Linked DNA regions of Homo sapiens: region 2 is linked to region 1. The links are chromatin loops, found by intact Hi-C in ENCODE. Cell type or tissue: GM12878. All regions are shown on one strand. Each heading gives the region's core, and the rest is flanking DNA. Links, peaks and the distances in the headings are about the cores only.

Evidence for each region. Hi-C counts contacts between places; a loop is a spot of excess contacts. Peaks named below come from ENCODE experiments on the same cell type or tissue, not always from the same donor. Only the 100,000 strongest peaks of a DNase experiment are listed, where the experiment ranks them.
Region 2: it touches region 1 in a loop (2.6-fold over the local background); 2 of 110 quality-filtered maps call a loop at or near these places.

Annotation. Positions count from the first base shown.
Region 1 is chr14:97,249,539-97,254,924 of GRCh38, reverse strand. No RefSeq gene overlaps it. Among named protein-coding and RNA genes, the nearest start is that of LINC02304, 97 kb to the right of the region's middle. In GM12878, for the core only: no CTCF peak of the experiment used is centred there; a DNase peak (open chromatin) is centred at 2,982.
Region 2 is chr14:97,182,314-97,187,699 of GRCh38, reverse strand. No RefSeq gene overlaps it. Among named protein-coding and RNA genes, the nearest start is that of LINC02304, 30 kb to the right of the region's middle. In GM12878, for the core only: a CTCF peak has its summit at 2,323 (motif pointing left); no DNase peak of the experiment used is centred there.

The DNA of each region.
Region 1 (5,386 bases), core at 184-5,183:
CTTTATTTAAGGTTGACTTTTTATAGAATGCAGGGGTAGGGTGGGGTAGGGAGAACAAACCCACAAATAATAAAATACGTTTCAGTCAGCAATTTTGGGCATCACTTTTATTTTCTTCTTCTCCATTCTCCAAATCCTTGCTTCACTGAATAGCCCACACCGAGTACCAAGCCTGGTATTGCTTATTACAAACATATGAGCAGAGGTCTTTCCATAATGAATAACTCATGGAAATTAATTGCTAAAGAGAGGGTAAATGATACAGCTTTTGGAGAAAGTAATCTGGTGATATTTTTTAAATTAAAAAATGTACATACTATTTGATCCAGTCATTCTACCTTTGGAAACCCATACTACAGAAATGAAGAAAGAAATATGTAAAGACATTTGTGCATAAAAATTGTATGGCTAATTAAGAACTGCTTATTGTAGCAAACCTCACCCCCAAATTCTATAAACTACAGAATATCCATACAAAAAATGGATAGATGTATTAAGGGGTGTGCATAATGTGGATTATCATGGCACTCTCTTTAAATGAATTAGAACTGTATGAATTAGAGTTATGTGCATTGGCTTGAAGAGTTATTGTGAAAACAGCAAGTTGCAGAAGATTGTTATATGATGTTCCATCTTTATAAAAGAAAAAATGAAAAATACAAGATAAGAAAGGAGGGCGGACACAAAAGAAAAAAGTGAAGGAGACACAGAAGGAGGAAGGGAGGCAGATGCCTGGTGTTCTTATCCAAATCCACCGCCCCACTCCTCTTAGTCCTCCCCAGCAGAGCCTCTACGCATTTGGAATATTGTATCAGTCAGGATTCCCTCAGGAAAACAGATCTTCTAGATAGTTGAAGCAGAACCACGGTGTGACAGTGAATTAGTTGTAAGGATGATAGACGAAGCCAAGAGATCAAATAGAGGAAGTAAAGTAACCAGAGGTTAGCAAAAAAGGAAACCAACTCTCCTCTCCTCCCCAGGACTACAGAGACACAAGGAGGAGGTGGAGATTTTAGGCTCAGAAGTGAAAGTCACATCAGGAGCTAGAACCATGGAGAAAGAAAGAAAAAAGAAATATTGCTTGAGTTTATTATGTCATAGGTGATTCATAACAGTAACAATGATAAGAATAATAATAACATTTGTTACATTGCTGTTAAATGGGTATTTTTAAATCGTGTTTTTTAACAGTTCCTAATTATTAAGCACCTACTCTGTGCCAAACACGATGTTAGCTTTTGACAAGCCTCATTTAATTGAATTGTCACAAAATGGACTAAAATTAGAATTGTCGTTTCCTCATCTTATAGATTAGGAAACTGAAACTCAGAGAGGAAAGATATTTGTCTGTGATCACACACCTAATAGGTAAAAGATCTAGGGTTTGAAACAAATTCTACCCATGGCTAAATCCTGTAGCATTCCACCATAACTCCCACTAACCTAACTCGTACAAACCTGGATTTGGAGTAATTAAGCTGGGTCTTGTCCTGACACTTGATGTAGTACTTTTAAAACATGCCATGAATTCTTTATCACTGCTTTCCTATGGTGGGGTCTATGTCTCCAACACTTGAGTCTGAATGGGTTTGTATCTGTTTCCACCAATAGAGGTTAGAATAGTGGAAATGATACTATGCGACTTCAGAAGCTGGACCTCAAAAAAGCCATTTCACTTCTGCCTTGTTCACTGGAATACTCACTTTTTAAACACTGGGCTTCTATGTAATAAGTCTGACTGCTTCAAGACCACCATGCTGTGAGGAAGCCCAAGCTATATTGGGAGGCTGGTGAATGGAGGTGCTCAGACAAACAATCCCAGCCAAGCCCAGGCTTCAAGTCACCCCAGCCCTGGCCCCAGACCTGTAAGTGAAGAAACCTGCAGAGAATTCCACCTCCCCACTGTTTGACAACTGTTTCCAGCTGAAGCCTCAACATTATGAAGCAGAGAGATCTCTTCTTGACCAAGTCCTGACCAAACTGCAAACTCACACTCACCATGAATGTTGGGTTTGGCATGCAGCAATGGATAACCAGAATACTTAGTGGTTTTGGGCAAGTCCTGAAATGTCCAGGCTTTCAATAACTGTTTTATTGAGTGAATGAATGATATATACAAATCTCAGTCCTGCCTATCTATAATGCATGTACGTGAAAACACCTTGCAAATTGCCTGACATTGTCTAAATGCAAAGATATCTTGAGAAAACTGCTTGAGATAAATAATTCACTGTGATTCATAACATTTTCAAGGCAGAAAGAGCTGGAAAGGAGCCACCAAACCTTTCTTTGGGGGTTCAATCAATGGTGAGATGAGACTGTCCCTCAGAAACTCACTTATGCTGTCTAATTTGGATTCCTGAGTTGAGGTGAGCACCTGGAACTAAATGCCCTCTGTAGAGTACAGGAGATGCTGAGTTTCCCCGCCAAGTCTATCCCCTGTTGTATACAGTAATTTGGTGTCTGGCAAAGAGAGGGCACCTTGTATAGCAAATGCACAAATAAATTTCACCACATAATTAGAATCATAACTGAAAGCTAATAAGCTGGCATCCTGCTTTGTAAGTCAATGCTCTGTGCATTGGACTGGCATAGGTCAGCTTGGCAGGGCCTACTATGTCCACCAAGTTCCATGAGCAGAAGAGAATAAAACCAGGACAAGACGTGCAAGAAGTGCTATTACCCAGCTGCTTACTGACAATGGTTGCATTTTACTGTGGTTTTCTGTGCTGATAAAAATAGTTAACTGCTTATTGAGTTGTCAAATCTGTTGCTCTTCCCTTTTGAAGAAAACGAAGGCCCAGAGAAAACCTGCCCAAACCCATTTTCTACTAAGTGTGGGCCAACATGGGAGCCCACCTCTCTCTGTGGTCCCTTCACTTATAGCACCGCCTCTCTGCTTTCTGCCTGAGGGATGGCTCCAGCAGAACCCAGGCTGGTGAACAGGTGTCACCGTCCTCAGCCAGCTCTGACCACTGGAGGGAGACGATCTTCAAAAAGATTCTGAAAAGGATTCTATCATCAAGTAGCAGTGGTTTCTGTGGGTCCTATTTGGAGACTGGGGGCAAAACTGCCACTTCATTGGCCATCTCCTACCAATCGCTCGTTCTGGACCTGGTTACTAAAAAGTGGTGGCTTTAAAGCAATACAACCAGAGGAAGCCAGACTGCAATAGAGTGAGGAGTAAATGGAAAAACAAAACATTGAAAACTCTAGAGGCTTGGCCGTGAAAAGAAAAAAAAAATTGTGTCATAGTTGGAGTGAGCGTGGAGTCAAGGAAGTGGTTTTAGTGGTCAATTTTTTGATAGTGGAGACCTGGATATCCTGAAAAAACAGGAAACACCAGCTCTTAGAGGTGCTCCTGTGGCTTAGGGGTTCATCTCAAACTACCCAGCACTGGGAAAGAGGGGTCATTTTCATGGGAGGAAACGTATTGACAGTAATTTTGTATTAAATCCAGTTCCAGTGTTTTTGTGGCATATTTGAGCAAACTAGGATCCACTAGAATTCCATGTTAAACATCTTTAAGTTTAGAGGTTTAAAAATATGTTGAGTCTGCCCCTACTTAACCTGTAAATGACTTTCTTTTATTTTCTTATAAAGCAATTCTTCGGAGCACATTATATGTATTTGTAAGTCTTTCAAAAATATCTTTAGATCCACTTAGGCTCAAATGGATAAAGTAAATGGAGGATGAGGCTCATTTTTATTATAAACAGACTGTTTCTCATTTCCAGCATCTCCAGGTAATACATCCATACAGAAGGCCACCCCAAGTGGCGTTGTCCTCAAATTACACTATGATTACTTCCAAGCTAGACAGGCCCATTTTAGTCACAGTGCTATGCCCGGGGAAATGGCAGACAGGAAAGTTTGTCATGTTCACTGCTTTCTGCAGGCAAAAGCCCCGGAAGGATCCAGAACTCTCCCCGGTGTGCTAGACCCTGATCTGAAGGCAGTTATGGCTGCAGAGAAAGCACAAGAGACCTCACTTCTAGACCTGTTTTGGCCACTTATAGCTACTTCCTTCAGCTCTCATTTTACCTCTCTAATCTTCATTTTACCATCTGGAAAATGGGGGAAAAAATAGTAACATTGGCTTCCTAACCGGATAGCCTTTAAGATTAAGTAAGACAGCGAATTCAAAGCAGCCAACCAGTGCCTAGGATGTAGTAAATACAAAAATAATAATGCTGGTGACACTAGTTCACGTGTGTTGATCACATATTCTATCCCAGACACACGTATCTTATGAGGATTCTGTCACTAAACCCATTCAGTGAATGAATGGACGAAGCCAACCTGGAAACTGCACTCCAGCATTTCTGTCCAGCTAGTCACAGAGAGCGGACTTTGCAGAAGGCGCAGTCACAGGGTCACTTAGTGACAAAGCACTAAGATAGAACCTGGGGAATGGGGGAAGGGTGCAGACACCTTCATTAAAGCAACTTTCTCAGCACCACCTTCTCTACTGCCAGCTTATTCTCCACGGTTTCCTGCTCAGTGCTCCAATTCCCATATCCTTATTTAATAGTCTCTAAAATGGGCATAATCATTATTTATGAGATTACCTAACAGTTTTTATGAGATCATCAAATGAAATACTAGCTACTAGGATAGGTTATAAACACATTTAAGAGGCAAGAGTGAAAATCTACTAAAATAAGCAGGAACTAATATTGGAGAGGTCAAGTGCTGTGGCTCATGCCTGTAATCCCAGCACTTTGAGAGGGCAGACAGGAGGATCGATTGAGCCCAGGAGTTCAAGACCAGCCATCTTTACAAAAAGTTTTAAAATTAGCTGGGTGTGGTGATGCGTGCCTGTGGTCCCAGCTACTCTGGAGATTGAGCTGGGTGGATCACTTGAGTCTACAAGGTTGAGGCTGCAGTGAACCATGATCATACCACTGCACTTCAGCCTGGGTGACAGAGAAAGACCCTGTCTCAAAAAAGAGAAAAAGAAAGAAAATGGATATAGGGTAATAGATCATAGTCACTGGCTTTTTAATAGTTTTCTGTGTTTTCCAAATTTGCGATAAAGGGTATATATTACTTTTATAATGAAAATCAAAGGCTGATTTAAAAGTGCTTGATACATAATAAAATCCTACAAAAATATAAAAGTCAATGTTTACACAGAAAAACAAATGTGGCATTGAACTTATATCCTTACAAATTTTAAACTATCTGTTTTACGCAGGACCACCATGAACAGTTGGTCAGGTTGTGTACTGCAAAAAGATGCTTGATTGAGGAAGCTGAAATCCTCCAAAAACTCTGCTTATAAACATTGCACCCCAGCTTGTGATCAAGTCTGCCTAAAGGATCACCTTCCTCTAATTTGCATAAAGCTTCCATAATTGTTTCAGCTGTCCTTTGGCTCCCC
Region 2 (5,386 bases), core at 184-5,183, 67 kb after region 1:
TCCTCAGGGATCTAGAACTAGAAATACCATTTGACCCAGCCATCCCATTACTGGGTATATACCCAAAGGATTATAAATCATTCTACTATAAAGACACATGCACACGTATGTTTACTGCGGCACTATTCACAATAGCAAAGACTTGGAACCAACCCAAATGTCCAACAATGACAGACTGTATTAAGAAAATGTGGCACATATACACCATGGAATACTATGCAGCCATAAAAAAGGATGAGTTCATGTCCTTTGTAGGGACATGGATGAAGCTGGAAACCATCATTCTCAGCAAACTATCGCAAGGACAAAAAAACCAAACACCGCATGTTCTCACTCATAGGTGGGAATTGAACAATGAGAACACATGGACACAGGAAGGGGAGCATCACACGTCGGGGCCTGTTGTGGGGTGGGGGAAGGGGGGAGGGATAGCGTTAGGAGATATACCTAATGTTAAATGATGAGTTAATGGGTGCAGCACACCAACATGGCACATGTATATATATGTAACAAACCTGCACATTGTGCACATGTACCCTAAAACTTAAAGTATAATAAAAAAAGAAATAACAAATTATCTGCCCCAAAGTCTCTGCCTTTAAGAAATTGGAAATTCTACTGATTCGATAAAACATGAAACAATGAAAGAGACATGTAAGATGCTAAAGTGCAAATTTAGGGTGATAGACTAGACTTTTTATAATAATCAGAGGAGAAACTCAAAGAATTGGAGCCAGGATGGGGGCAGAGATACCAAGATGAGAAAAACAATCGTGTGTATTACTCCACAGAGCCTGGCCCAGCATAGAACTCTGAAGAAAGCTCTACTTTTTTCTTGTACAGAGTCACCATGTTTCCTATAAGACCATATTTTACAAGGAAGGAAGGGAGGGAGGGAGGGAACAAGGAAGGAAGGAAGGGAGAGAGGGAGGGAGGGAGGGAGGGGAAGGGAAAAGAAAGAGAGGGGAGGAGAGGGGAGGGGCAGATGGGAGGAGGGAGGGAGGAAAAAAAGAAAGGAAGGAAAGAAAGAAACAATGAGAAAGAGAGAGAGAGGAGAAAAAAGTACAAAACATCAGCTCCCTGTCTTCCTTACAAGTATCTTTCCATGATTTTCCAATTGCCAACTAAAGTTCATTTCCAGATGTGAGTTCTTTTTCATTTGCAATTCAACAACGCTCCTTTACCCGGATCAACTCTCTTTCCAAATTAGGGAAGCCCCAGGATGGCCAGAGCGGGTCCTCCTCATCTGTTCTGCACAGCACCACACTTCCTTTCCCATTCTCCAAAAATAAGTGTTCTGGAAGAGTTCATCTACTCTGAGGTTTGGTTTTCTTTCACTCACATCCCCGTGCCTTCCCTCTCCCCCCACCAGTCCACTTTTATTCCTCTCTTCTTTTTATTAACATGTCCACACTGTTACTAAACATAAAGGGCTTCTTGAGGAACTAATTTCAGCACATTTGTTTGGGTATTATATGGATGTTCAGAGTGGAGATCAAGAGGCACAAAAATAGATTTTGTTGATTTATGAGACCTCACTGTTTTCAATTCCCCATCAGTATGGGCAGGCACGATGCAGTCAAGAAGCGAAGCATCTGCTTCCCGCACGTTTCATTTGTGAACTTTAGCACCTGATGTAAATCATTCATAAAATCCCAAAGTGTTGGAAGGTACTCGTCTCTCGTTTTCATAAACATATACTCCACATACTGTACCTAGTGCTTTCTATCATTTGTTACAAATGGTAGGAGCAGAATTTTAATGACTACCAGAAATAAATTCTCAGCAGCAGGAAGGAAAAAAGAAAAGGAAACCTAGTTCTGGTAGTTCTGGAAACCCTAACATCCATTCATCACTTACCAGAGTTCTTCTAGAAACAAAAAGATGTCGCATTAGGTTATCGCCATCCTATATCTCCCCCTAAAAAGAACCTGAAGGAAGATGGAATATATTAGCTCAGTGCTGCTCTTTTAGATTCTTCTTAAGGGTGTCAGATCTGTGTTCATAGAGAATCTCTCAGAGATGGCTGGAAAAGACATTTGCATCTGGTAGGCAGTAGCCCTGTCTACCTTCTTTGGCCATACTCTTTGTATTACCTTGACACCATTGAGATGTTGACTCACATGAATTGAACATCTGAAGAAAACACAGTTCCTGCTTTCAAGATGTTCAGAGTCTTGCGGGGTTAGAGGACAAACACATATGTCAACAATTAACACCATGGGGGTGGGACTGTGAACCTCTCTCTCACTTTACCCATCCCCATCTTCTAGAAACAGCAGATAGATTTGGATGGGAGGGTCGGGTCAGTTGAGGAACTCTGCCATCTTCTGGCCAAGAAAAGGGCAGGTGGCGTACACAAGCTCAGACAATCCGGAGTGGAATGACACAGGAAAGAAAATGAACAAAACTTATGCATTCCGACAGTGGTGGTTGGTCCAGTTCTCATCCTCTCAAATTCTAATTGTTCAGCCTTCCTTCTGACTTTCAAACGTCCAAATTAACTTTTTTCTGCAAAAGTCATCCAGAGTTAGGTTCTGTTGTTTGCCACTGAGGGACCTTTATGGGTACCTCTGGAAAACACTGCAATTATTAAAGAATGTAGAGGGTTCAAGAAGGGTGCAGAGTAGAGAGTGATTATTTGATCTGGACAAAGGAAAGGAAGCTATCAGAGAAGGCTTCACGAAGGAGGTGACATTCAAAAGATTAAGAATTGGAGTGCACAAGATAAACTTCAAAACGCTTTTGCAAGATACCAAAGTTGTGAAGCTAAGGGCTCTGGCTCTAATGACTTGGAAGAACATAAGTCCTCCAATTAAAATCAACCAAGTATCTTCTTTGAGTGAGGAATCATTAAAAATATATATTATTTTCTTAAATCCTTTCACATAACTAGAGACTCCCAAGTCTTAGGCTTTTTGGACTGTACCAACCATTTTCCTTTTCTCTCTTCAGAAGGAAAGCTCTCTTCTGTTCCTTCCAAAAAAGAGATGCTATAATTCCACAAATCTCTCATATAATAATATAATAATTATGAGGGGGGTGAGGGGAGGCCCCTGGTTAGCTTATACTTGAAATTCTGTCTTAAAGAGACTAGAATGAGAAGAATAAGTGGAGAATGTGGATAGAATTTGGCATTTCTACAATAACATTTCCTCATTGCTTTGTAGGTCAGCTAGAAAGAGAGGACCCAGGGGATCCTGCATTTAATAGGTCAATTGAAATTTTAATGAGAATATCTATTTTATTTCTCCCAGAATTTAACCAATTCATTCATTTATGCAACCATTTGCTCATTTATCAATCAACTCATTCATTCTTGATTGTACCCTTTAAAGATTCATTAACTTATAGGAGGGTTATGCCATATAATCATAATGAAATGCACACAGAATTTTCTTTCTGAAATTCCAGAGGGGTGGTTATTCTAAGTAGAAACTATGTTGGTCTGGGTGTCCTGAGATCTGGATTCTAGTCCCAGCATTGCAACTTACTAGCTATGAGAACAAACCCCGCAGCTTTACTTTGCTCATAATTACACAGGAATAGTCATTGCTGTTCTATCTGCATCAGATAAGATGCAGAAAGATGCAGTCTTTCTGTCAGAAAGACTGAATGAACCCATGGAACCACAAATCCTTCGTAACCCAAATTCTCGATCAATGACATGATAGGATTCCCTGGGTTCTAGCCTCCTGCCATTAGGAGACGTGTATGCTTAACAAAGTCATTTCCACAGCCTGCACCCAATTTCCCGCCTCTGGGATATGGGATGGGAGCAGTTAACTACCCAATTTCAAATATTCTTTCCAGCTCAAAACATTTGTGACTCTCCAAAGTGACTTGTCATTGTATATTTAAAGTGATATGATTGAAGACTTCAGTCCTCCTTAAACTAGAAGTCTAGCTTAGGGTGTGTAGAATCTCGAGCAGGCCTTCCTCCCATGGGAAAGCAGCTTAGTCTCAACTGGGTCATTAAAGCCTAGCTACACCAGTGTTCCCCTTGCCTGGTGCACATCTACACCATCTGGAACTTCTGGTGGGACACATAGGAAAGCCCGTAGGCCTACCTGTGCTCCAGGGGCCTGCCACCTTGCTGATGTCACAGCAGGATAAAGAGATGGTGGCCCTGGTTGAAGGCCCAGGATGCTGAGATGCAGAATTCATGCCCACCACTAGAAGTGCTTCATTAATGCCCTTGCCCCATGTACTTTACCCTGCAGAACAGAACCCTGGATTTGACTTCCCTAAAGCTCTGATGTCTTGCTTGCCTTTGTCTTATTCTTTAACCTGAGATGGCTAAGACCATTCACATCCAGCCTTTGCCTGCATATTTCTTTCTCTCTCTGTCTCTGTCTCTCTCTCTCTCTCTCTCTCTAAATATCAGAAACAGTAGCTAACCTCTTTGAAGTGCTTACTCTGTACCTGCCACTGTATTAAAAGCTTTGCATGCCTTAGCTCACTAGACTCTCATGAGAACCTTATGATGAGGGTCCAACTACTTTTACTCTATTTTATGTGTGAGAGAGAAGCGGGTCCCAGAGGAGTGAGATGACCTGCTCAAGACTTCCTGGCTAGTTGGTGATGGAGCTGGAAAGCAGGCCAGGCCTGCCTGATACCAGGGTCTTAATCATGGAGCCCACTGCCATGTTTGAGATGATTTCTCCCTTGAATTCTTTTCCTCTCTGCTATTTCCATCTCTCTCTTTCCTTGCACACCCACGTGCACAGGGCAAATAAGAAAATAAGAGAGGTACCACCCAACCTATCTTGCAAACCTGACCAAGTTCTTTTCCCTCGCTTGGCCTTAATTATCAATGTCACATCTTTAAAACAAGGCCACTGTGTCCCCTTTAGGCCTGAACTCTTAGTTCTTTATTCAGCTTTAGAAATTTTCTCCAACATCTTTATTATAACTTATATTTCTACTGTCCTGATCTCTTCCTTAAAGTGTACAATATTTGCTCTTTTTTCTCTGTTCTCCATGTTTATCATGTACTCTCTCAACATTTTTACCTTTTTCTTTGCATCTTCAGTCTAGGAGGATTCTCAGGCTTCTCTTCCACATCCTGAGATCCTAAAGAAATTTCCACATGAAAATTTCTTTAACGTCAATTTTGCTGTTTTTCATCCTAAAACCTATGTAGATTTTATTATCTTGCTCTCTCTGTGTTTCCTTCCATTATTTTCTTATTTAAGCTTTCTATTTTTGCCTCTCTGTCATCATGTCAGCCTGCTTTTGTTTTTTTCTTGAGATTTTTTGCTCTTTTTCCAGAGACTTCATCTTCATTATGCTATTAAGGATTTTAAACATTTAAAAAATTTTAGAAAACAAGAAAGAAAGTTATCCTAGATGCCTTAAGGTGTGAAAGAGAAGCATCTATTCT